2 separate regions of the Homo sapiens genome follow, and region 1 is linked to region 2. A link is an interaction called in ENCODE POLR2A ChIA-PET data of the cell type or tissue named here. Cell type or tissue: GM12878. All regions are shown on one strand. Links, peaks and the distances in the headings refer to the core of each region. The heading gives the core; the rest is flanking DNA.

Region 1 (5,000 bases), core at 1-5,000, 190 kb before region 2:
GGTGTTGCTTGGTATGATGGCACATTTGGCAGTGAAGCCTGTCTATAGCAGGGCACCTGATCTGAGGAGGAGCAATGACTAAATGTGCTGTCCAGGTAGACGGGCCTCAGGGCAGCTCCTAAGAGGCCTGCACACCTCTGAATAACGTGGGAACATAACTGCCCAACGGGTTCTCCTTGCCCACTGCCTAGACAGAGCCAACTTATCCAGGAATACTGTCTAGGCCCGCTGCCTAGACAGAGCCGACTTATCAAGAAATTTCAATGGAGGAAAAGTATAATTCATGCAGAGCCAACTGTACGGGAGACTAGAGTTTTATTATTACTCAAACAAATCAGTCTCCCTGAAAACCAGAGACCAGGGTTTTTCAGGATAATTTGGTGGGTAGGTGGTTGGAAAGCGGAGAGTGCTGATTGGTCGAGTCAGAGGTGAAATCATAAGGAGTCAAAGCTGTTCCTTTGCACTGAGCCGGTTCCTGGGTAGGGACCACAAGACCAGATGAGCCAATTTATCGATCTAGTTGGTGCCACCTGATCCACTGAGTGCAAGGTCTGGAAAATATCTCAAATGCTGATCTTAGGTTTTATAATAGTCTTGTTATTCTCAGGAGAAATTTGAGAGGTTCAGAATCTTGCAGCCTCCAGCCACAGGACTCCTAAACCATAATTTCTAATCTTGTGGCTAATTTATTAGTCCTACAAAACCAATCTAATCTCTAGTCAGAAAGGGAGTTTGTTTTGGGAAAGAGCTGTTATCTTCTTTGTTTCAAAGTTAAACTATAAACTAAATTCCTCTCAAAGTTAGTTTGGCCTCCACCCTGGAATGAACAAGGACACCTTGGAGGTTAGAAGCAAGACGGAGTCGGTTAGGTCAGATCGTTTTCACTGTAATAATTTTCTCAGTTATACTTTTTGCAAAGGTGGTTTCAGAAAAACCTTCAAAAGTTCCCAGTATGGCGGCTCCTCATAAAATGAAAATAGAATTATCATATGATCCAGCAATTTCACTTCTAGATATTTACCCAAAAGAATTGAAAGCAGGGACTCAGATATTTGTACATCCATGTTCATGGCAGCTTTATTCACAATAGCCAACAGCTGGAAACAATCCAAATGCCTATCAACAGATAAATGGATAAATAAAATGTGATGTATCCATACAATGGAATAGTATTCAGCCTTTGAAAGGAGTGAAATTCTGAAACATGCTAAACATGGATGAACCTATAAAACATTACGCTAAATGAGCTGGGCATGGTGGCTCACACCTGTAATCCCAGCACTTTTGGAGGCCAAGGCGGGTGGATCACGAGGTCAGGAGATCAGGACCATCCTGGCTAACACGGTGAAACCCCGTCTCTACTAAAAATACAAAAAATTAGCCGGGCATGGTGGCACGTGCCTGTAGTCCCACCTACTCTGGAGGCTGATTCAGGAGAATCGCTTGAACCCAGGTGGTGGAGATTGCAGTGAGCTAAGATCGCGCCACTGCACTCCAGCCTGGGTGACAGAGTGAGACTATGGCTCAAAAAAAAAAAAAAAAAAAAAAAATTGTGCTAAGTGAAATGAGCTAGATGCAAAAGGACAAATCCTGTAGGATTCCACTTATGTGAAATATTTAGAACGGTCAAATTCATACAGACAGAAAGTAGAAAAGTGGTTACCAGGGGCTAGAGGGAGGAGAGAATACAGAGCTATTCTTTAATAGGTACTGAGCTTCAGTTTGGGGTGATGAAAGTATTGCGGAGATGGATAGTGATGATGGTGGCTCAACAATATAAAGACGAGCAAGAATGCCACTGAAATGTACACTTTAAATGATTAAAATGAAAATTCTTATATATATTTTACCATAGTTTTAAAAAATCTAATTAAAAAAAACTAAAGAAGGACAAAAATGACTGAAAGTGAGGCCAGTGGACCTGGAGAGGTCAGGATGAGGAAGACTTAGAGTGACTTGTGAGGTCCTGGGGACTGATGAGCCAAGTGGGCACAGACATTTCAGCACCGTTATAGGGGGGATAGGCAACCAATACAAAAGAAACAGATTATTCATCTTAGAAGAAGCCAACTAGGTGGTTTGCTGAAGCCCATAAACCATGTTCCTCTTTCCCAAAGTCAGGATGATAGACCACCCAGGAGGACTTGGATCATTCAGAACCTAGATGTTACACCCCAAGAAGGGAGAGAAGGAAGTAAAAGGAGAAAATCCTAATTTGACTATTTAACCAAAAAAGATTGAGTTTAAACTGCAAGTAACTGAGATTACTTTGGATTACAGAGTTAGGTTTTCCATTATCAGTGAAATAACCCATGAGCTAAAGTGAGTTATAAGGAAATCATTTACATTTTGCACACATGAATGTGACTGAGAAATGTATTTCCATTGTGTTGTTATATACCTTTTCTAAACCTAAAACTAAGGTGTTTCTCAAATCTGTGGCAATAATGGGGCACTTTGGTGTGGAACAGGGAGTTCTTGGTTCAAGATTATTGCATCTTCTTTGCACTCACCATCTGATACAACCACATAGTCATATTGATGGTCATCTTCTAGACCAACCCCAGAACATGGGTATTTATGAAGCTGGATCTTTGGGGTACCTACAGTTAAAACAATGAACAAACATGGCTCTTCAGGTCCCATGTGGCACCTAGGCCTTTGAGAACATCTCTCTTTTTTTTTTTTTTTTTTTGAGACAGTCTCGCTGTGTCGCCCAGGCTGGAGTTCAGTGGCGCGATCTCGGCTCACTGCAAGCTCTGCCTCCCAGGTTCAGGCAATTCTCCTGCCTCAGCCTCCTGAGTAGCTGGGACTACAGGCGCCCGCCACCACACCCGGCTAATTTTTTCTATTTTTAGTAGAGATGGGGGTTCACCGGGTTAGTCCGGATGGTCCCAAGCTCCTGACCTCGTGATACAGCTGCCTCAGCCTCCCAAAGTGCTGGGATTACAGGCGTGAGCCCCCGCGCCTGGTCCCGAGAACATCTTTATACTGTTTGGATAACCCTCCTACCAGCATCTTCCAGTGGTTAATGATAAGGATCAAGAAGGGCCTCCTAAGCTAGTAGCTATTAATAATTGTAAACATGTATTATATACTTAATGCTCACACTGTGTTGAGTACTTTACATGATTATCTCATTTAGTCCTCACAACAAATCTTTGAGGTAAGTATTACTATTAATTGCATTTGGCAGAAAAGCAAACTGAAGTTTAGTGAAGGCAAATAACTTGCTCAAGATGACACTGCTGGTAAGTAGCAGAGCTAGAAGGAACCTGGAAACCTGACTTCCCAGCTCAAGTGCTAATGATGGCATTACTTTGAGTATTGTTACTGGGACATCCTCCTGATCTACTCTAAAAATCTAGATCACCAACATATATATTCCTGGATGCAGTATTGCTAAGAACTGGTTTTAACCTCTAGATCTGTGTTTGAGGACTCACAGATTCATTACTGGTCCACATATACCAGCAGGGCTTCTGCATGATACCCAGTAGGACTTTCTTAAAATTGTGGAAAGCATTCAGTGTATCTTGAGATGTACTAGTCTTATGGATAATTCATCTCTTCAGTTCTATCCAGACCACCTCATAAAGGAGAATATATTAAGCATTGCCAGGCTGCATCATCAAGCTATGAAAAATAGCTTGCCTCTCAAGCCTTCCCTACTTCCCCATATCATTGGAAGCTTTACTTCTATCCCTGTGGTATCAGGGAATATCTTACTCCTAGAGGAGCCAGACAACAGTGACTTCCACAATAGCCTCATGTGGGAGTGAGAGTTAATAACTTGAAAGATGGCCGGGTACGGTGGCTCACACCTGTAATCCCAGCACTTTGGGAGGCTGAGGCGGGCAGATCACGAGGTCAAGACCATCCTGGCCCACATGGTGAAACCCTGTCTCTACTAAAAATACAAAAATTAGCTGGGCATGGTGGCGCGCATCTGTAGTCCCAGCTACTCGGGAGGCTGAGGCAAGGACAATTGCTTGAATCCGGAAGGCAGAGGTTGCAGTTAGCTGAGATCACACCACTGCACTCCAGCCTGGCGACAGAGCAAGATTCCATCTCAACAAAACAAAACAAAACAAAACAAAACAAAACAAAAACTTGAAAGACTGCCCAAGAAAGGTGAAGGTTAGATCTCAGGGGATGATCTTGAAGCAACTGAGACAGACCTAGAAACTTGCCTCATATGATACAAGAAGACCCAGCTTCTTTGTCTCTACCCTGTAGGCACTGGGTAGACAGGTAGGTGATATTTTACTTCACAAACAAGGGAACTAAAAGTATGAACATTTCTCTGTTCCTCATTATCTCTGCCCTAAAATATTTTGGCTATCTAGCCCCAGTTAGAGCGGACTGGCACTGTCTGGTACAGGAGGTATGCAGCAGATGTTCTGCATCTGAGCTCCATTATGACTGTCCCCCAACAAATCATCCCCCAGCCAGCCCAAGGGAACGTGGAATTCAGAGGGGAACTGTTCTAACCAGGAGCAGCCAATTAGATCCAGGCCAGAGAAACCCATATCCAGGCACTTTATCTTTGTCCTAAAATGAACCTAGCTAACCTCTTCAGGCTATCCAAAACCCTGACCACTCCACATAGAGAGACATTTGCTAGCCTTACATGTCACTTTCCACTGTACACATACCAATGACACCTGAACCAGATATAAAGACAGACCCACAAAGGTTCTGCTGAGCCTAAGGATCTGCTCACCTATTTCTGATCCCGAATGCCCCTGGGACATCTTCCAGAATGTGTGCCTCCAAATAAAGTCTAGAAAATTGGAGGAAAATTTAAATGCAGATGAATCGAGAAGGAATAAAAGCCATTAGAAATTCTGGGAAAACAAGAAATATAGAAGAAAGTCACGGGGCTGGGTGTGGTAGCTCACGCCTGTAATCCCAGCACTTTAGGAGGCCAAGTCGGGCGGATCACCTGAGGTCAGGAGTTCGAGGCCAGCCTGGCCAACATGGAGAAACCCTGCCTC
Region 2 (6,297 bases), core at 668-5,667:
CCAGACAGTGATTCCTCTGATGGATCTGGGCAAAGTAAATTGAAAAACTTCTGGTAAGGATTCATCATTCTAAATGCCTTTAAGAGCATTTGTGGGCCGGGTGCGGTGGCTCACGCCTGTAATCCCAGCACTTTGGGAGGCTGAGGTGGGTGGATCACCTGAGATCAGGAGTTCGAGACCAGCCTGGCCAACATGGTGAAACCCTGTCTTTACTAAAAATACAAAAATTAGCTGGGCGTGGTGGCAGGCACCTATAATCCCTGCTACTCAGGAGGTTGAGGCAGGAGAATTGCTTGACCTCGGGAGGTGGAGGTTGCAGTGAGCCCAGATTGCTTCATTGCACTCCAGTCTGGGCGACAGGAGTGAAACTCTGTCTCAATTAAGAAAAAAAAAAAAGCTTTTGTGATTCATAGGAAGAGGTCAAAATATCAATATTAACAGGAGTTTGGAAGAAACTGATTCTAACCCTCATGGATGACTTTGAGGGGTTCAATACATTAGTGGGGGGAAGTCACTGCAGATGTGGTGGAAATAACAAGAGAACTAGAATTAGAAGTGGCGCCTGAAGATGTGACTGAATTACTGCAATCTCATGATAAAACGTGAATGAATGAGGAATTGCTTCATATGTATGAGTAAAGAAAGTGGTTTCTTGAGATGAAATTGACATGTGGTGAATTTTCTGTGAACACTGTTGAAATGATAACAAAGGATTTAGAATATTACATAAACTTAGTTGAAGAAGTACTGGCAGGGTTTGCAAGGATTGACTCCATTTTTGAAAGAAGCTCTACTGTTAGTAAAATGCTATTAAACAGCATTGCACGCTACCAAGAAATCTTTCATGAAAGGAAGAATCAACCAATGCAACAAACTTCATTGTTGTCTTAGTTAAGAAATTTTCCCAGCCACCGCAACCTTTAGCAATCCCCACCCTGATGGGTCAGCAGTCAGCAACATTGAGGCAAGACCCCCCTCACCAGCAAAAATATTATGACTTGCTAAATGGCTCAGATGATCATTAGGCTCACATGATCATTAGCATTTTTAGCAATAAGGTATTTTTAAATTAAGATAAGTCCATATTTTAGACATAATGTGATAGCACACTTAATAGACTCCAGTATAGTGTAAACATAACTCATAACTTTTTTTTATTTTAGAGACAGGGTCTTGCTCTGTCACCCAGACTGGAGGGAAATTGTGCAATCGTCTCGCACTGCAGCCTCAAAGTCCAGGGCTCAAGCGATCCTCCGGCCTCAGCCTCCCAAGTAACTAGGACCAGAGGCATGCACCACCACACCCAGCTAATTTTTAAAATTTCATCACCTGGAGGAAATGCCAATGCATAAAAATGACACTTTTTTTTTCTTTTTCATGAGATAGGGGGTCTCACCATATTGTCAGGCTGGTTCTGAACTCCTGACCTCAAGTGATCTTCCCTCCTTGGCCTCCCAAAGTGCTAGAATTACAGATAAGAGACACCACACCCTTGTAAACATAACTTTATATGCACTAAGAAACCAAAAACTTGTATGGCTCACTTTATTGCCATATTTGCCTTATTGGAGTGGTATGGAATTGAACTACAATATCTCTGAGGTATGCCTGTAAATGAATTACCATAATGTGATGTGGGCAACAGAATCCAGGGAAGATTCAGAGGGTGGAGACATCCCATCAAAACTTTCTAATTTGGGAGAAATTGTCCAAGACTCTGAGGAAAACCAGTCATAATATCTGAAAGTAAGTTTATGCCGAAAAATCTTAGGTGGACCTGCAAGTCGAAAAAGCAGGTCAAGACTACTAGGGGCAGAGAGGAGGGAGAATGTTTAAGTTGGGCTCTAATGGTAGGATTTGGACACGCTGAGATTGAGGAGACCTAAGGGTGTTACTTCCATAATGGAACCAGTAAAACAAAAGCCATGATTGTCTAATAGAAAGTCTTTGCCAGGGAGGCTTATGAGATAAAGCATGATAGGAATCAATTTGCAACACAAACCTGAATGTTCCAGAAAGTTCATATGGCTTTACTTACTTTAAATTATGGTAGGCATGACACTGAGCTTCCTTTCTGCTCAGCTAGTGGGAAATTTAATTTCAGAGGTTGAGAGGATTGCCTTCTCTTCCCCACCTCCAAATCCCATGCCCAGTCCCAGAGCTAATGGCCAGGAGTGTTTATGTGAAGCCAAACATTCATGCGGTATGTCTGGTCATTGGTTTACATCAGAGATCCACAAACTTTTTCTGTAGAGAACAGATAGTCAATATTTTAGGCTTTGCAATCCAAGCAGCTCTCTGTCACAACCACTCAACTCTACCATTGTTGCTTAAAAGCAGCCGTAGACAGTAGGAAAATGAATGAACTTGACTGTATCCCAGGAAGACTTTATTTATGGACACTGAAATTTGAATTTCATATAATTGCATGGGTCATAAAATATGATTTTTTTTCCCAAACACTTTAAAATGTCACCATTCTAAGCTCATAGGTTATACAAAAACAGACGACGGCCCAGATTTGACCTATGGGCCAACCCCTTATCTACGAGGTTTCCACCAAGTTGCCTGCTGGCCAAGCTTATAGAGTGAAGTTGGACATCCCTGTTGTTCCCCTGGAAATCTTTGCCAGAGCTGAGAGCCTCCATACCCAGAGTCAGAAAGACCTTTCTAGGCTCAACATGCAGTCATGGCTCCCGGACACCCTGTCATCTTCCTGAGATTCTATGGAGGGTGGGCCACAGAGCCCCATTATTTTAAAAACTGTGCATATCCTTTCCTTCCCTTGGGGAATAATCTTAAGGACTGTGTCTCTCAAAAACACTCTACCACTTCTTCTCCTAGCGCAGCATGCTCAAATCCCTCAGAGTGAAGGAGGAAAAAGTCAGGACGGAAAGTGATGTGCAGGCTTCTTCTTTGGGCCCTGAAAGCTCAAAGTCCTGGCTACCTGCCCTGAAGGCTGAGTAATGTACAAAGAAAACAAAGACAAATAACTCAGTAAATTATCCGGCCTAGGATCAGAGCTTTCTAGCCCCAGAGCAAGCTCAGGCCTCAACATTCTAAGCTTAAGAGGTCAGGCTGTCCCTCCATATTTCAATGGGTACAGGTCTTGAGTTTCCTCAGAAAACCTCTGAAGGGAGGTCACAGTTATGGGGACAAAGAAGGAAAGTGTTGGATTCAGGACACCAGGCTCCACTGAAGGTGACTCATGGTTTTGGCTTGCAAGCAACGTTGCTGATCACTTTGACCAACCACAGGTCCCTGCCAGCTGCACTCCTCTCCAGGAGCACTCCTATTTTTATATGTGTGGTACAAAGAACTCCTACCAGCTAATTTCCACTTCCCCCACAAAAGCCTGTTTTACTTCTGCTTTGAGTAAAAAGCTTTCCTCTTTCTGGTCTCAAAGCACACACTCAACAGTGCCTGTAATTCACAGTCATCTGGTACCCTTGGCTTATCTCAGGCCCCTGTAGTAACAACTGGCTCCAAGCATGTCTCCTACAGCCACAAGCTCCAGTGGGGTAGCCAGGTTCACTGGAAGAGAATGTTCCCTACACAAGGGAATCTGAGACAGAAAAAGTCATCCTCAGAAAGTAGGGACTGGTGGACATGTGAGCCTGGGAAATGAGAACAATTTGTGCTGGGAAGTTGCTCATGTAAAGAGTTCACAGAGCAGGTATCTGCTGCCCAGGCTTAAACTCTCAAGTGGAAAATGGAAACCATCATTCCAGATTGGCTTCTTACCCTGTATCTGTGCATTCATCAACCTTTGACAATAAGGTCATTTCTTAGCCCCACACATAGCATATAGGAAAGATTTATCCAAGCCCTGCTATTATAGATGAATAAATGAAACACATTCAGGAGGTTGCCCATACAGTATTTGCCTCATTTTCCCCACAGCTCTAGAGAAAGGACATTTTATAAGTTCTGTCATTCCACAGAGCTGTACAAAGCCGCCTGGCTTAACTGACTTAATTTCTTTTTTTTTTTTTTTTTAGAGACAGGATCTTGCTCTGTCACCCAGGCTGGAGTGCAATGGTGCAGTCATAACTCACTCCAGCCTGCAGCTCCTGGGCTCCAGCAATCCTTCCACCTTGGCCTTCCAAAGCACTAGGATTACAGGTATGAGCCACCATACCCGGCCTTCACTTTTTTTTTTAACTTGACAAAATGGTTCTTAAGTTCAAGATGGTTAGCATACATCTGCTTTCAAGACAGAAAGAGGGGGAAAAAGAAGGAACAGCCACAGTTGTTCACGGTATCAGCGAAGTAAAAACTTTCCCAGAAACTCCCCTAGTAGACCTCACTTCTGCTTAATTAACTGGAACTGTACTTTCTGTCTGCCCAGAGCAACAAAGGAGATTGGGAACTTGAGTGTTCAGCTTCTTCAGCCCCTAGTGAGGAAGAGGAGAGGGATTTGGATGGTATAGAAGGAGTCAGTCTGAATTCTGCTTCAAATAGCTAAACAATTTTGAAAACTAAAAGCCCAACAGGGAAAACTAGCTCTGCTCTCTATTAAAATTATAAAATTATAGAACTATGGGATATAGTTTCATACAATATCATAAAACTATAAGAATAAAATCAAAGTTGAACACACAGGATTTGGCAGAGATTAATAGGAGAGACAAATTAGCCCAGAAACAGATCCTAATACTCAATATAAGGGTTTTTCTGTTTGTTTTGTTTTGTTTGTTTGTTTGTTTTTTGAGACAGAGCTTCACTCTGTTGCCCAGACTGGAGTGCAGTGGCGTGATCTCGGCTCACTGAAACCTCTGCCTTCTGGGTTCAAGCGATTCTCCCGCCTCAGCCTCCCGACTAGCTGGGATTACAGGTGCCTGCCATCACATCCGGCTAATTTTTGTATTTTTAGTGGAGATAGGGTTTCGCCACATTGGCCAGGTTGGTCTCAAACTCCTAACCTCCAGTGATCCACCCACCTCGGCCTCCCAAAGTGCTGGGATTGCAGGCAGGAGCCACCGCGCCTGACCAATATAAGACTTCTTTAAAAGCCATCACAGATTTCCCAGGAAGAAAACTTCCATTCAATATAATAAACATTGGTGCTATTGTGCTGGAATAATTGGGAAGAGAATATATTCTCACCATATCAACCGTTCTTACCATGACATATATAAAAACTAAATCCATAAAGAATAAAATAAAGGAGAATAATTTTGTACTCTTCAGTCAAAAGACAAGAACTGAGCAGAAAGCTTGGCAGGTAGGAGGGAAGGACTGGGTATGGTTATGAGACCACCAGGGCTGTGGCCCCCACAAGTAGGATACTGAAAAAGGTCAGCAAGGCAGGACCAAACACCGCTTAGTGATGTGGCTGTATCTGTGTCAGTGAACAAACAGCCTATGGGCCAATTCCAGTTTGCCAGCTGTTTTGGTGTGCTCGCAAGCTAAGAATGGTTTTTATACTTTTACATGATTGAGGAGAAAATCAGCAGAATAATATTTCATGACATGAAAATCATATGAAATTCACATTTCAGTGTCCATAAATAAAGTTATTGAGACACAGCCACACCCATTCATTTAGGTATCATCTGTGGCTACTTTTGTGCAACATGGCAGACTTGAGGACTTACAACAGAGAACACCTGGCCTACAAAATCGAAAATATTTATTATCTGGCTCTTGCCAGAAGAAGTTTGCCAATTCCTCAGCTCCATGATGAAGTGAGTTTGCTGCGTAAGGAACTTGTGAGACTGAATCAGCCATGGCTGTTGTTGGAGGGAAAATTAATCCAGAGGGGAATTCATCATCTACCCCGACTGATGGGCCAGGGTCCCTTCCTCTCTTTGAAGCTGATGGTCTGAGCAGAGGATGCCTGCACTAGCAGTCAGGTGAAGTTAAATTTGCATTTTGAAGTTCCCAGGGGCACAACTTCTATCTCCCCTAGAACGAGGCTGAGTTTTCCAGGAAATTTGAAGTGAGAACTGGGAAATGTGGAGACTTCTGAGAGGGCTGTAGAAGGAAGAGGGAAGATGAGCTATAGAGAGATTAGGGAAAGAGGGCTCTGCACGGAGCACCTTATTTCTGGAGGTGGTTAGAACTTGACCTTTATGATATATAAGGGGAATGAGTAAACAGAACAAAGTCTCAGTTTCCACTCTGTCGATAATACACGTACTCTTCATTAACTGATCTGTGATTGTCCTATTATTAGCTAGCGTGTGTTTGGTCTGTGGAAACATTGTGAGCAGAAAGTTCTAGGGCAGGAGAGAGCAAACATTGTTATGCCACTTTGTTGGGCTCTGGCAGAAATGATTCTATAAATTCATC

What was found. Peaks named below come from ENCODE experiments on the same cell type or tissue, not always from the same donor. Only the 100,000 strongest peaks of a DNase experiment are listed, where the experiment ranks them.
Region 1: POLR2A ChIA-PET joins it to region 2 with 6 read pairs; 2 of 35 experiments call an interaction of 5 or more read pairs at or near these places.

What each region holds. Positions count from the first base shown.
Region 1 is chr9:111,817,050-111,822,049 of GRCh38, forward strand. No RefSeq gene overlaps it. Among named protein-coding and RNA genes, the nearest start is that of SHOC1, 25 kb to the left of the region's middle. In GM12878, for the core only: no CTCF peak of the experiment used is centred there; no DNase peak of the experiment used is centred there.
Region 2 is chr9:112,009,211-112,015,507 of GRCh38, forward strand. No RefSeq gene overlaps it. Among named protein-coding and RNA genes, the nearest start is that of LINC02977, 28 kb to the right of the region's middle. RefSeq lists enhancers at 2,881-2,930, 3,041-3,180, 3,421-3,470, 3,511-3,750. In GM12878, for the core only: no CTCF peak of the experiment used is centred there; DNase peaks (open chromatin) are centred at 3,291 and 4,276; H3K27ac peaks cover 3,039 bases.